5 separate regions of the Homo sapiens genome follow, and all the other regions are linked to region 1. A link is a contact called in ENCODE Hi-C or POLR2A ChIA-PET data. All regions are on one chromosome and are shown on one strand. Each heading gives the region's core, a stretch centred on a gene start or an enhancer-like site at or near the end of the contact. The rest is flanking DNA. Distances are from core to core; before and after follow the strand shown. Region 1 holds the start of P2RX7 (purinergic receptor P2X 7). Region 2 has its middle 40 kb from the start of MORN3. Region 3 has its middle 18 kb from the start of MLEC. Region 4 holds the start of KDM2B (lysine demethylase 2B). Region 5 overlaps SPPL3 (signal peptide peptidase like 3).

The links. A loop is a pair of places that touch in the nucleus more often than their neighbours do. ChIA-PET counts read pairs that join two places held with the same protein, here RNA polymerase II (POLR2A). Pooled maps may share reads with other maps.
Region 2: a loop to region 1 is called in a pooled map, with 3 times the contacts of the local background. The contact joins the enhancer-like site here to the promoter of P2RX7 in region 1. A Hi-C loop is called at or near these places in 1 of 37 single-sample maps with no recorded cell type and 7 of 50 pooled maps. POLR2A ChIA-PET finds 5 or more read pairs at or near these places in 1 of 52 experiments (activated naive CD4-positive, alpha-beta T cell).
Region 3: a pooled map shows a loop between it and region 1 (2.2-fold over the local background). The contact joins the enhancer-like site here to the promoter of P2RX7 in region 1. A Hi-C loop is called at or near these places in 1 of 37 single-sample maps with no recorded cell type and 3 of 50 pooled maps. POLR2A ChIA-PET finds 5 or more read pairs at or near these places in 2 of 52 experiments (activated CD4-positive, alpha-beta T cell and activated CD8-positive, alpha-beta memory T cell).
Region 4: a loop to region 1 is called in a pooled map, with 1.9 times the contacts of the local background. The contact joins the promoter of KDM2B here to the promoter of P2RX7 in region 1. A Hi-C loop is called at or near these places in 1 of 37 single-sample maps with no recorded cell type and 6 of 50 pooled maps. POLR2A ChIA-PET finds 5 or more read pairs at or near these places in 4 of 52 experiments (GM12878, activated B cell, activated CD8-positive, alpha-beta T cell and 1 more).
Region 5: a map with no recorded cell type shows a loop between it and region 1 (4-fold over the local background). The contact joins the enhancer-like site here to the promoter of P2RX7 in region 1. A Hi-C loop is called at or near these places in 2 of 37 single-sample maps with no recorded cell type and 5 of 50 pooled maps. POLR2A ChIA-PET finds 5 or more read pairs at or near these places in 2 of 52 experiments (H1 and activated CD4-positive, alpha-beta T cell).

What each region holds. Positions count from the first base shown.
Region 1 is chr12:121,131,579-121,134,202 of GRCh38, reverse strand. It overlaps P2RX7 (purinergic receptor P2X 7), which reads right to left and starts at 1,327. Exons shown (of 13, transcript NM_002562.6): 1 at 1,108-1,327. The coding sequence starts at 1,232. All of the region lies in intron 2 of LOC105370032 (a long non-coding RNA gene), which reads left to right.
Region 2 is chr12:121,628,731-121,631,354 of GRCh38, reverse strand. It overlaps the pseudogene ORAI1. Among named protein-coding and RNA genes, the nearest start is that of MORN3, 40 kb to the left of the region's middle. Within about 2 kb of position 1,339, at least 2 of the 41 ENCODE cell types and tissues checked have a DNase peak (open chromatin) inside an H3K27ac peak, as active enhancers do.
Region 3 is chr12:120,668,267-120,670,890 of GRCh38, reverse strand. It overlaps a transcript of CABP1 not described here. Among named protein-coding and RNA genes, the nearest start is that of MLEC, 18 kb to the left of the region's middle. Within about 2 kb of position 1,315, at least 13 of the 41 ENCODE cell types and tissues checked have a DNase peak (open chromatin) inside an H3K27ac peak, as active enhancers do.
Region 4 is chr12:121,579,694-121,582,317 of GRCh38, reverse strand. It overlaps KDM2B (lysine demethylase 2B), which reads left to right and starts at 1,295. Exons shown (of 23, transcript NM_032590.5): 1 at 1,295-1,532. The coding sequence starts at 1,407. KDM2B-DT (KDM2B divergent transcript) reads right to left here and starts at 1,807. Exons shown (of 4, transcript NR_183427.1): 1 at 1,055-1,807. RefSeq lists enhancers at 1-134, 1,070-2,005 and silencers at 1,575-1,624, 1,705-2,014.
Region 5 is chr12:120,848,675-120,851,298 of GRCh38, reverse strand. The region is part of intron 1 of SPPL3 (signal peptide peptidase like 3); the gene reads left to right. Among named protein-coding and RNA genes, the nearest start is that of SPPL3, 54 kb to the left of the region's middle. Within about 2 kb of position 1,323, at least 10 of the 41 ENCODE cell types and tissues checked have a DNase peak (open chromatin) inside an H3K27ac peak, as active enhancers do.

The sequences.
Region 1 (2,624 bases), core at 78-2,577:
CGAGAGAAAGGAGAATATATATCCACATAAAACCTTGTACACAAATGTTCATGTGGCATTATTCATGATAGCCAAAAAAGAGAAACAACCCCAATGTCCATCAATGGATGAATGGATAGAAAAAAGTGGTCTATCCATGCAATGGAGTACTACTCAGCCGTAAAAAGGAATGAAGTATCAGCCGGGTGCAATGGCTCACGCCTGTAATCCTGACACTTTGGGAGGCCGAGGCAGGCAGATCACTTGAGTCCAGGAGTTTGAGACCAGCCTGGACAAAATAGTGAGACCCCGTCTCTTTAAAAAAAAAAATTGAATGAAGTATCAACACATGCTACAACATGGATGAGCATTGAAAACACGCTAAGTGCCACAAAGGACCACATATTATGTGATTCCATTTATATGAAATGTCCAGAATCGGCAAATCCATAGAGGCAGAAAGGAAATTGATGGGTGGGAAGGAGGAGGAACAGTGTTGGAAATGATGGTGAAGGAGTGTGGGATTCCTTTTGAGTCGATTAAAATATTCTAAAATTGATTGTGGGGATGGTTGCACAACTCTGGGAATAATCTGAAAATCATTAAATGGTACCCTTTAAATGGGTCAATTGTATGGTGTATAAATTATATCTCAGTAAGTTTCTTTTAGAAGAAACAAAAACCAAAAAGCAGGGCCTTCCTGACGTTGGTGAGGACCTAAAGTTATAACACATTTTCAAGCCTGGTCCTATTCCTCCCAAGCATGGTGACTCAGATGCCAGCATGATCACCAGGCGTGCCCTGAGATCCTCGCCTCCTCCCTGGGGATCCAGGGTGTTGCCCTGCGCTTTCCTACCTTCCCCAGGCACGCCCTGCCCTGCGCGCCCTGGCGGGCCTGAAGTAGAGCAGAAAGGAATCCCGCTTGTCCTGTGGCTTCTCTCTGCTGCAGCCTGGCACCGTTTCCTCTTGCCTGCTGCTGCTTCCTCCCTCCCGCCCAGCTGGCTGTGAGAGCACGTCTCAGATTCGAAAACCATGTGAGATTCAGAATGTGCACCTGAAGCTGCCCGCTGGGGCTTTCTGTGCTGTCGGCCACTGCAGAGATCTGGGTCCTCCCCAGATCCCACTTACCAAACGTAGGAAAAGATGATCACGTGGAAGAACCACTTAATGGTGCCATAATTCATGCTCTGGATCCGAGTGACTTTGTTCGTCTCATACTGGAAAACATCACTGCAGCTGCAGCAGGCCGGCATGGTGACAGCCTCCCTCCCTGCGCGGAGCTGGACCAGAGCTCTACTCTTCCTGACAGGGCCACAGCAAGCCCCCTCCCAGTAACTGCAAAATGAAACGTACTGGTTTTTAGCAGGAGTCTTTAACTTCAAGCTCCTCCAATGACTGCAGAGTTGGGGCGGGCCCTGGCAGTGGCCCCACATGTGGCTGTGATAAACAAGAAGCGCCAAGTCCTACGGGCCTGGCTGGCAGATGACCTCACCCCAGCTGGCCTCCCCCAGATGCCTACACAAAGATGGTGTTCAGAGGATGGGCATTTTTAGAATTCTCCCTTTTCCCCCCTTTCCTTTCACTTTTTTGGTCTCATGTCTCTTGGGAGAAAGGGGCAGCCTTGCAAATGTCACAAGACTGGGAGCTTCCATTATGCCTCAGAAAAGGACTGAGATCTTTCCATTGCCTGAAGCCCCACTCAGAGATTGATTCATTCATTTCTACAACCCTTTATTCAGCCCCTGATGTATAGGAGCTCTGGGTAAATGAAGATCTCCCCCTCTTCTTCCACCGCCCCTTATAATACTCTGGTCTGCAGTTGGTGGGGGAAATCAGATTTGCAGGGGTAGGGGTGGTGGGGGTGGAGGGGCTTTATTTTTCTGCCAGATCTTTCATGCTTGACCCTCTGAGTTACTCTCCACCCTCCTCTGCACCCCGGCAGGTCGATCTATGACCTAGACCAATCAGCCAAAGATCACCAGGGACACAGTGGCAGTCCAACAAAGTTAGGTTTGTTGACCTATTCAGTGAGGGACACCACCCACCAGAAGAGCTACGCACATCACCAAACAAAGGAAAACAGCAATTTATTATAGGATTCCGAGGAAAGTGGAGTTGAGATAAAATCTAAATGAAGTCATGTTTTGATGGACTCAAAGCAAAACAGGTTTGTACAAAGCAGTCAACTTCAGTCTGGATTGCAAAGAGGACCCAGGGCCCTGTTTCCTAGGAAGCAACATAGCTAAGATACATGTCAAATGTGTCCAGAAAATCTTTATCTGAAGCTCTGCTCCTGAGTTGTAAATTGAGGCTGCTTCTCTGTGTCAAGATGACTTAAATCTTCCAGGCAAAATTGGAATATTTCAGTCTTAGTCATGTAATTTCAAACAGCAAAGTTTCTGAAGGTCTCTGATTTTAAAGGACAATGTTTCAGCAGTCACTCAAAGATGCAGGGTTGTATTATCACTTTACAGCTACAGAGAATTATTGTTCCCTGTTATCTTTACAGCTGGCTTGATCCCTTTCTGTTATTCCAGCCTGCTAAGTGGCCGGGTAGATTTTCAGTTTTTCAGTCTAAACTAATTGTACTTTCTCACACATACAAACTGCATCAGGGTTCCCCTCACCTTCTGGCTTCCAGTTCA
Region 2 (2,624 bases), core at 90-2,589, 500 kb before region 1:
CTCTCAATGACCATCACCTATACTCACCTGGTTTATAGGAGGATCACACAAGATGCTACGTGGGGCACCATCTAGCCTATTGCAAGAGCCCAATCAACAACAGCAATAATAATTACTATCAGTGATCAGTACTAGGAATAGTAATAGCAATTTCTTGCTCATTTACATGGTCCCTGAACTCTGAACACGTCACAGAGGCTCAGTGTCTTATGACTTGAGTCGTTCCTTCCAACTCATTTTCATAGAAATTACAGGAAACTTCTGAACCAGCTCTAGAACTTGGGAACAAAAGGGTGCTGGCGGGCAGAGAACTGAGGAGGCAGATAATCCAAAAATAATTGATCCCAGGTCATGGAAAGCATTTTGTTTACGGCAGCAGACTGACCTTCCCAATTATCTTCAGCTCAGGCTAATGTTACAGCCTGCCTTCCCCAGCAGACAAGATCACCACATATGCTCGCCAGTCCTGCAGGGGACGGGGTCAGGCTGAGGCTGGCTGCCTCTCAATGAAGTATAAACTGAGGCACAGAGGACCTGAATCAAAGCCCACAAGAGTACTCTGGGCTTAAGGAGCTCTACGGGATGCTGATCCTATGCTATATCCAGGCCCCCTTGCTTTGTATCTCTCATTAGAGTTTGGAGGATGGTGCGCCTGAGGCCTGCTGTTCCTAGAACTGCCGTGTGGAGCAAGAATCTCATCTGCAGATCAGAGAGGGTCCGGGCAAGGTGTGCATCATCAGACCCTGAAAATTCCTGTGTTTCATGGGCCCAGTCTGGCCTCATAATGAACCTTCATATGAGTCCATGGGAGAGCAGGATACCTGCCATCTCCATACACATTAAAAAACTGGCTTCAGCCAGGCATGGTGGCTCACACCTGTAATCCCAGCACTTTGGGAGGCCGAGGCGGGTGGATCACCTGAGATCAGGAGTTTGAGACCACCCTGGCCAACATGGTGAAACCCCGTCTCTACTAAAAATACAAAAATTAGCCAGGTGAGGTGGTGTGTGCCTGTAATCCCAGCTATTCGGGAGGCTGAGGCAGGAGAATCGCTTGAACCTGGGAGGTGGAGGTTGCAGTGAGCTGAGATTGTGCTACTGCACTCCAGCCTGGGCAACAAAGAGGAAACTCCGTCTCAAAAAAAAAGAAAAGAAAAGAAAAGAAAACTGGCTTCAAAGAAGTAAAGCCTCTTGCCTGAGGTCACCCACCAGCCATCCCCAACACTTCCCGGCCACCTGGCCAGGCTGTTCTACCCATGAAGTGGGGAACCTCTCAATCCCCTCCAGGATTTGTGGGAGACCCTCCCTCAATCTCACCTGGTTGACCCCATCCCTTGGCAATCAAAGGTCAAGTCAGCTCCTCTGACTTTCCAGGTCTCTGGGAAGGAAGCCCTCTGGGGGCAGGAAGTTGGTTGTGCTGACTCATAAGCCAAGGGAGAGTAATCCAGGAAACTTGTCACTCTGTTACCATGGCGTTGGGGCTGCTGGCACCCTCTCCTCTCCCAAGCTCACTTACAGGCTGGGTGTCTAAGTGGGAGTGGGGCATGGTCAGACCCTGCACCCAATCCCATCCCTCCTATAGATTTCCAACTTCATGGCACATGCAGTTACCTTCTTGTAACTGCAGAATGGAGAGTATCATGGGGTTCGGTCCTTCCCTGCCTGCAGAACTTTGGGGATTCCATCAGTAGTGCCAGGAAGCCTTCTCCACCCAGGTGGGGGAAAATAAAAGTCCCCAAGAGACAGACTGGGTGGGCCAAGGCCCACTCCATGCCACTGGCTGCCCCAGTCTCCTGACTTCCCCACACTGTTTTTAGCAAGAGAAGGAGGTGACATTTGACCATGAGGCCTGTCTTCGAAAGGAAGAAGGGACTTGAGAAGGCAGGAAAGTGTCATTCATCTGGATCTCACCCCTCAGGAGTGAGAAGGAGCCTGGGGCAGCTATAAACTCATGACCACAAGAAAAGGGGGAACCATTATCTTAAATACCAAGCGCTGCAGGGAAAAGCTGACAACTGGTAGCTCCCTCCCCACCACCAATTATAAAACTTTCTTTGGCTTAAAAGAAACTCTTTTGCGGCCGGGCGCCGGTGGCTCACGCCTCTAATCCCAGCACTTTGGGAGGCCGAGGCGGGTGGATCATGAGGTCAGGAGATCGAGACGATCCTCGCTAACACGGTGAAACCCCGTCTCTACTAAAAAAATACAAAAAAAATTAGCCAGGCGTGGTTGTGGGCGCCTGTAGTCCCAGCTACTCCAGAGGCTGAGGCAGCAGAATGGCGTGAACCCAGGAGTCAGAGCTTGCAGTGAGCCAAGATCGCACCACTGCACTCCAGCCTGGGTGACAGAGCAAGACTCCGTCTCAAAAAAAAAAAAAAAAAAAAAGAAACTCTTTTGCCCTATTTCTCATTTCCTAGTGTCCTAACACATCCCTGGCTGGACATCAATCAGAGTTCCTATACACCGCAATGGGTACAAGTGCCTGAGCAAGTTCTGAACACCAGCAGAGCTGGGTTCAAATCCCGCTCCACCAGACTGGCTGTGCGGTCTTGGGAGAGCCCTTTGACAAAATCACCACAGAGGGTTGTTGAGTAAGCCCAGGAGTTAAGGCACCTAGCACTGAG
Region 3 (2,624 bases), core at 66-2,565, 460 kb after region 1:
CCTGGCACATAGTAGGAGCTCAATAAACATCAAGTGCATGTGTGCATGAATGAGCAGACAAATTGGCCTTTATGAGTCAGCAGGAGGCAAATCCAGGTGCAATAAAAGAGCTTTCAGACAAAGAGCTTTTCTTTTTGGTTTTCGAGACAAAAGTCTCACTCTGTCACCCAGGCTGAGTGCAGCGGTGCAATCTCCGCTCACTGCAACCTCTGCCTCCCGGGTTCAAGTGATTCTCGTCCTTCAGCCTCCCGTATAGCTGGGATTACAGGCATGAACTGCCACATCTGGCTAATTTTTGTATTTTTAGTAGAGACGGAGTTTCACCATGTTGGTCAGGCTGGTCTCAGACTCCTGACCTCAAGCGATCCACCCATCTCGGCCTCCCAAAGTGCTGGGATTACAGGTATGAGCCACCTCGCTCGGCCTTAGACAAAGAGCTTTTCTAAGATGACACACCCAGAGCTCCCCAGCAGGGAAGGTAGTGGTGCAGGTTGCAGAAAGAACTCTTGGCTAGGAAAGTGCATCTCAGTCCTTGAAAAGTCTCAGACCCCTTTCTTCAAACAGTCATACTAGGAACCCCAAAATATAAGACAAGTTGCTGGGCACTGTGGCTCACGCCTGTAATCCCAGCACTTTGGGAAGCTGAGGTGGAAGGATCCCTTGAGGCCAGGAGTTCAAGACAGCCTGGACAACAGATTGAGACCCTGTCTCTACAAAAAAAATTTAAAAATCAGCTGGTGTGCATCTGTAGTCCTAGTTATGCAGGAGGCTGAGGCAGGAGGATCGCTTGAGCCCAAGAGTTCAAGACTGCAGTGAGCTATGATCCCACCACTGCACTCCAGCCTGGGTGCCAGAGTGAGACCCTGTCTCTAAAACAAAGAAAGAAAGAAAAAAAAACGTTTCCTGGCGGGAGCCAAAACAAAAAACAAAAGCAAATAAAAATAATTTTAAAATGAACAAACCAACAAAAAGACAAATTACTGGGGAGGAGTCCTAGCTTCAGCAGGGGAGGAGGCAGGAGGACTGCCCTGGGCCTCCCCTTACCCTGAGCATTAAGGGGCCTCTGAACAGTAGCCTGACTACATTCTCCATTTCCTTTATCACAACTGGCATATCTATGATTCTTTTTTTTTTTTTCAGACAGAGTCTCACTGTGTCACCCAGGCTGGGGTGAAGTGGCGTGATCTCGGCTCACTGCAACCTCCGCCTCTCGTGTTCAAGCAATTCTCTTGCCTCAGACTCCCTAATAGCTGAGATTACAGTCATGCCCCACTACGCCTGGCTAATTTTTGTATTTTTAGTACAGACGGGGTTTCACCATGTTGGCCAGGCTTGCCACTTCTTTGATTTTAGGCAGCCACACACTGGGGACAAAGAAGTCCTAGTTTATCCCTAAGTCTATCCTGAGTGGTGTTCCTGGGGGCTCACCCTGCCAGCCGATAGAGATGTCTACAGAAGCCCTCTTCCCGCAGGTTGCCCTCCAAGGCCACTGTGTTTCTGAAACAGTGAAACTCTGGAGTCTCTGGGCGGAGCCAAGCTAGTACAGAGGCAGGCAGGGCTGCAGGCTTGCCTAGCAGGGCACAGAGCCAAGGGCTTAGTCTCAGAATTGGATTATTAGAGTGAATTTGGAGCTCCCAGCCCCACTGACCTCGGGAACGTGAGGATTACCCGGGCCTCTGGCTGGGGCCCACGATCCTGCACATTCCCTGCCAGGTCTGAGAATAAGGATCCTCCCTCTGCGGCAGCACAGCGGGCAGCGGATGCTCTGCCCACCTCCCACCCCCAGCCATCAACCCCGCAGCCTCCCCTGGCTGCCTGGAGGCACACCAGCCTCCCTTGTGTCTGGGGTTTACAGCAGTGCTATTCAGGTTGTTGTCCATGGACTGGCAGCATCAGCATCCTCTGGGAACTTGTAAGAGATGCAAATTCATGGACTGCGCCCCAGACATGGGATCAGAATCACTGCGGGGGTGGCCCAGATCTGGGCTTCACAAATGCTCCAGGCAATTCTGCTGTATGCTAAGATTTGGGAACCAATGGCTTGAGGTACACCGGCCACCCCACACACCTGCCCAAGTACGCTCCAAGCCTGTCTAAGACTCGACAACTTCTACCCACAGATTTCTCCTTTGGGCTGCTTTAAGACTTCACTTATAGAAACGAATTACAATGGGTCTTTTCAATTGCATGATTCCACTGCAGTCTGAATAGCAGTCCCTGGGGTGTGCCGTGTGGTGCAATGCCCTGAGGGCACTTGCTATGCACTGACCCCATCCTTTATCATCCCCACATTACACAGGAAGAAACTGAGCTTCAGAAAGGGGACGCGACTGGCCCTAAGTCACACAGCAAGCAAACCCTGGGCCTATTGGCTACACATCTTCCTCCCACTCAGCAGAGAGGATGGCAGCTATTTCTTTCTTTTTTTAGACGGAGTCTCGCTCCGTCACCCAGTGGCATGATCTCGGCCCACTGCAGCCTCCACCTCCTGGGTTCAAGCGATTCTCCTGAAGCTGGGACTCTAGGTGCATGCCACCACGCCCGGCTAATTTTTCTATTTTTGTAGAGACAGGCCACGTTGGTCAGGTTAGTCTTGAACTCCTGAACTCAGGTGATCCTCCCGC
Region 4 (2,624 bases), core at 46-2,545, 450 kb before region 1:
AAAAAAAAAAAAAGCACGTGATGGCCAAGCCAGGCTCCAGTGTGAGCCCTGGCAGCGGCACATACGCGCTATGTGATCCTGGGTGAGTGGCTTTGCTTTTCTTAGTCCTAATTTCCTCCTTTGCAAAATGGGAACGAACAAGACGATTTCCCTTAAAGGGTTCTTGTGAGAAAGACAGGAACAAATAAAATGGTCCATGGTTCTGGACGGACTGAAGGCAGAACCGGCAGCACTCACACGAAGGGCTACTGATTGCACGCAGCAGCCAACGTGGGCGATTTCAGTTTGGAAACAAATTTTGATGTTTCCCAGCCTCATCCCTGCTTAAAAGATTTTTACAGCTAGTGAACATGAATGAAAACAAACTTCAAAGAGTAGCCTTTGAGGATGGGTGGGAAAGACTACAGTCAGATAGGACAGGAAACTTCTAAGGTGAGTGAGGGGGAAGCTGTCTCTTAGGACGGCCAATACGATGCTGATAGTGACATCGTATCTCCTGGTGGGGAAGCCACGTCCTCCCCACAGGTCTGTCTGATAGCCTGGGGACCATATGGGAGCACAGCAATCATTCAGATTCATAATTTCTCTGAGCTTCAGTTTCCCTATCTGCAAAATGACCTGCTCCAAGTATCCCACAGGGTTATGGCAGAAATAAAATGTCAGGCTCAAAGCCTGCTATCTACAATGTCCCTTTATCGTCTCCCTCTTGCCATGTCATTTTATCAGCATCTTTACCCGCAAGATCAGGCCTAGCAGGGCGCCACAGCTGGGGCTGGAGGAATGTTTAGGGCTAGCTTTTCTCAAGCCAAGTCGACCTGACTGTTGCTCATGATGGGAGGACAAGACAACCCAGGACCAGTGCTGGGGTAGTCAAAAACACTAGTAAGTGGACAGGGACCTAATGACACCCATGTATGTACGGAGGGTGCCGATACCTCCGCTAAGAAGCCCTGTAGGGGCTTCATCAAGGGCACTAGAGTTCCCCCCACCTATCCCAGAGCACCATGCACCTTTCCACCGACTTGTCTTCTATAAACTACCAACAAGGGCTTACCCTTCGCTCCTGTGCGGGCTGCGTTAGGAGGCGCCAGATCCAATTCTCTGCGTCTTTCGCTCCTGAGCATCTATCTGCTCCCCTTGCCGAGCGCAAGAACCTTTAAAAAATGTCCAACTTCTGTTTCAGGGCTGGTCGCCTAGTAAAGGAGTCCACAGAGGCGGGCAGAATGAATGAATGAAAGGCAACGTCTTCCGGTCAGCTGCGGACTGCAAAGGCTCTGGTCTGGCTGTATTTCCTGTACGTGTGTGTGTCCACATCTTTGAGTGCCGGGAGTTTAAAAGTTAGGCAGTCCTTATAGGTATGGAAGCCGAGCTAATTTCCTTCTGAGCCCCCCAAATGCCTCCTCCACATGGCGGGTCCGCAAATGGGGGGATCTGCAGAGGATCACCCCCCACGAAAAAGACATGCAGCAGAAAAGCAAAAAAAGAAAACAGTTATATATACAAAATGCTTTGAATTTGAGTCGGCCACACAGGTAATGTTGGGGGAGGGGTGGATGAAAGAAGAGGAAGAGGGGTAGCCCTGGGCAATGAGGGCAGGAACGGAGGTGGGGGGTCGTTTTTGGGGGTGCCAGGCCCCGGGGGCTTTCACGCCAGCATGCTCGGCTTGCATTTCCGCGCCTCCCGCTGAGGCCAGCCGTGCAAATCTGCACCTCCCTCCCCGCCCCCTCCTCCTTCCCTCCCTCCCTGCCCCGCCATCTCCGGGATGCGCCCGCCGCCTGCAACTCGGCCCTCCAAAAGTCAGCTCTGCACACAACTCCCGGGCGGCGGCGGCGCCTGCGTGCAGAGGCGCACTCGTGACCCAACAACAAAACAGCGATGCCACGGCGCTAACGGCGCCCGGTGCCTCCCGGGCTCCCTCCCCGCCCCATACCTCCTCGGGCCGCCGCCCCCACCCCCCCAAGCCCGGGCCGAGAGCCCCCCCAAATAGCCCGGCCGCGGGCTCCGAGCGCGATCGGCAACAATGTTTACGTTCCGGGGATTATGACGTCGACGCCTCCCCCCCCCCACAACTGCTGAAAATGGTTTCCTAGGACTTTGCAAACGGATCTGCCTAAGTGTTGGTGCAAAACTTTGTAGATCTCGGCTCTGGCTTGCTTTATTTATTTATTTTTTGGTTTGTTTTCTTTGGTCTTCCCTCCTTCCCCCCTCGGCCAAAATGCAGGGGGCAGGAGTGTTGACAATTAATTGGTGAACTCTCCTAAAAAAATGGAGGCAGAGAAAGACTCTGGAAGAAGATTGGTGTGTAGCTTTTTTTTTTTTTTTTTTTTTCCAAATCTGTATCTGGCATATGATAGATCTTTTTTTTTTTTTTTTTGGTTGTTTCTCGCTGCCTTTTCTTTCCTTTTCTGTATTTTGCAAGAGGACCGGGAAAAAAATATAATAAATTGCATGCAAAAGGAAGCAAGCTGCTTACTCCTCCAGCCCCTTGTGAGGCTTAGAGTCTCAGACACTTAAGTGGGGAGGTGGTATCGGGGAAAGGCGTGGAGGGGGGCTGAGCGGGCTCGGGGTTCGCCCGGAATCTGGGGGGCTGAGGGGCCGGGCGCTGGGCGGTGGAGGGAGGAGGC
Region 5 (2,624 bases), core at 74-2,573, 280 kb after region 1:
TGATTTACAGGCAGCCTGGTGGAGGAGAAGTGGTATGTGCTGCTGCTACATGGTCTCTAGGGCCATATGCTCTAGTTTGAGTTCTAGTTTTTTGACTATATCACTGTGGCTAAGCAATGAAGTTTCTAGACTCGCGTTCTCATTCATTAGGAATGATAACACCTGGTAAGTATCTAAACGAGATACTGTAGGTAAGTATACTTCATAGAATTTTAAATCTGGTAATTGTGTGGTAGGCTGAATAATGACCCCTAAAACATGTCCATGTCCTAATCTCTAGAACCTATGAATATAGGAAAGGAGACTTTGCAGATGGCATCAAATTAATATTTTTGAGATGAGATTATCCTGGATTATCTGTGTTGGCCCAATATAATCACACAGGTCCTTGGAAGAGGTGGGCACACCAGAGTGAGTGGTAGCAGATTTGACGATGGAAACAAGAGGTTGTAGTGATCGATGAAGGGAATGTGAGCCAAGGAATGCAGGTGGTCCTCTAGAAGATGAAAAAGGCAAGGACACATTCTTCCCTCAGAGCCCTCACAGGGAACCAGCCCTATAAAACCGATGTCAGATTCATGACCTCCGCAACTATGAGAATAAGCTTGTGTAAAGTCAGTATTTGTGGTAATTTCTACAGCAGCAGTAGGAAACTAATATAGGATGTTACTCACATTTAAAAAGGGAAAGTGTTTGAAAAACCCTAACGTCCACTGTCAAAAAACCTAACATTCTTTCATTCTTTTTCACAGTATGAAATCCAGAATAGCAGCATTTGGCTTTTGTTTTTTTTTTTTTTTTTTTTTAAAGGCTGGTCTCACTATGTTGTCCAGGCTGGTCTTGAACTCTTGGGCTCAAGCAGTCCTCCCACCTCAGCCTCCCAAGTAGCTGTGCATTCATTTGGCCTTTTAGACTTCCTTACAATGCGGCATAAACTTCTGTGGTGTAGACATGTTGAGATTTACTTTGGCCTTAACAGATGGCTCTAGAGACTTTGAGGAAGTATTTAGATTTGAAAGGGGCAACAGAGAGGACTCATAAACCTCTGGAACATCTAAGATGTGTGTCTCTGGAAAGCCTAATTTTATGGGAAGGGTTTTTGGAACTGAGTTCCCTTGGCAGCCCCTAGAGTTACCTTTTACCAACCATCCATTATATTTCTAAATCTAGCTGGTCCAACAAGTTGCTTTAGAACAGTTTCTCCAAGCCTAATGTGTTTTATATTTGCACTCCAGAGGGTAGTATTTCAGAGCCTCTCAGGTGCAAACTTGGGGTTTTCCATGGCCGGGTGACTCAGCTGAGGAAAACTTCTGACCAGTGACTGCCTGTTTGTATCTACACACTCTGTTAGGAATGGTTATTTTTACTGAGTCCTTGTCAACATCCTGTCAATCCCAGATTTTCCAGTAGAAATACTTCACGCTAGAATTATGTCTTTATAAAGCAGCAGCTGTCACAAAGAAGTGGTAAGGCCTGAGGACATGAGAATTGTAGGGGGAGGGTATGTGTGAGAAGATCCAGAACCTGTAACCCAGAGTGGTTTTTAGGAGTCTCGGATAAATAGGATTTTCCTGGTCCCAAAAGGTAAAGACTACATGTATTGTGCACTAGTCAAGCTTCCTCATAGCTAACTAGCATGCCTGATAGAAGCTAGAAATTTTCTTGGACATATTTTCAGATGCCACGTGCAAAAATCACTTCGTACAGAGTATATATTGATCTGTTTTTTAGAGCTGTTTGGATTTTCTAAGTAAAATTCAAAGGAAATCTTCTCAACATGTCTACATTTTACCTGTATTTGCTATATCTTGGTAACCTTAGGCCATTGCTAGTATAGATAGATCATCCTGTTTCACTTGCCTCTGTGGTGGCTCATTAATCTATTCGTATCTACTTAAACAATAGAATGTCTTCAGAAATTGTGTTGCCAGTTGGCTACAACTTTGTAGAAGTTGGTATTGATTACCTGAAATTATTTTTTACCTTTAGAGTACTGATTTAGATGCTTGTTAGAGTTGAGCCCATCTCTAATAACTTTGTTAGAGGGAAAGAGAGTATCAGGTAAAGTTTAGGTTTAGTTTTACTTTTTATTATTATTGTTTTCTTTTGTTTTTTGTTTTCTTCCTCTGGTTTTAGAGGGAGGATCTCTGTTGCTCAGGCTGGAATGCAGGGGCGTTGATTATAGCTCACTGCAGCCTTAAATTCCTGGGCTCACGCAATCCTCCCATCTCAGCCTCCATGAGCATGTCTAAGAATATAGACATGTGCCACCATGCCCAGCTAATTTTTAAATTTTTTGTAGAGATGGATATTTACATAGTAATCAAGTTTGTATTACATCCTGGGCCTTGAAAGATGGCCAAAAAAAAAACCAAAATTGAGTGTTACACAAATCACCTGTAGCTTGCTCATTGATCATTAGTGTTATTACACTAAAGTGATAAAAAGTAATTTATGCACAAATTTTTAAGGCATTTTTGTCCTTACTATTTTCTTACACATTAGGTATAATGAGCTATGGTAAAAGAGCAGTAATTTAAAGCATCTGTGAGAAATCTAACCTTTCCTTTTGTAACCTTTTGGATTTAATTGTGATTTTTGAGAAATGGAACAATCAGTAGTAG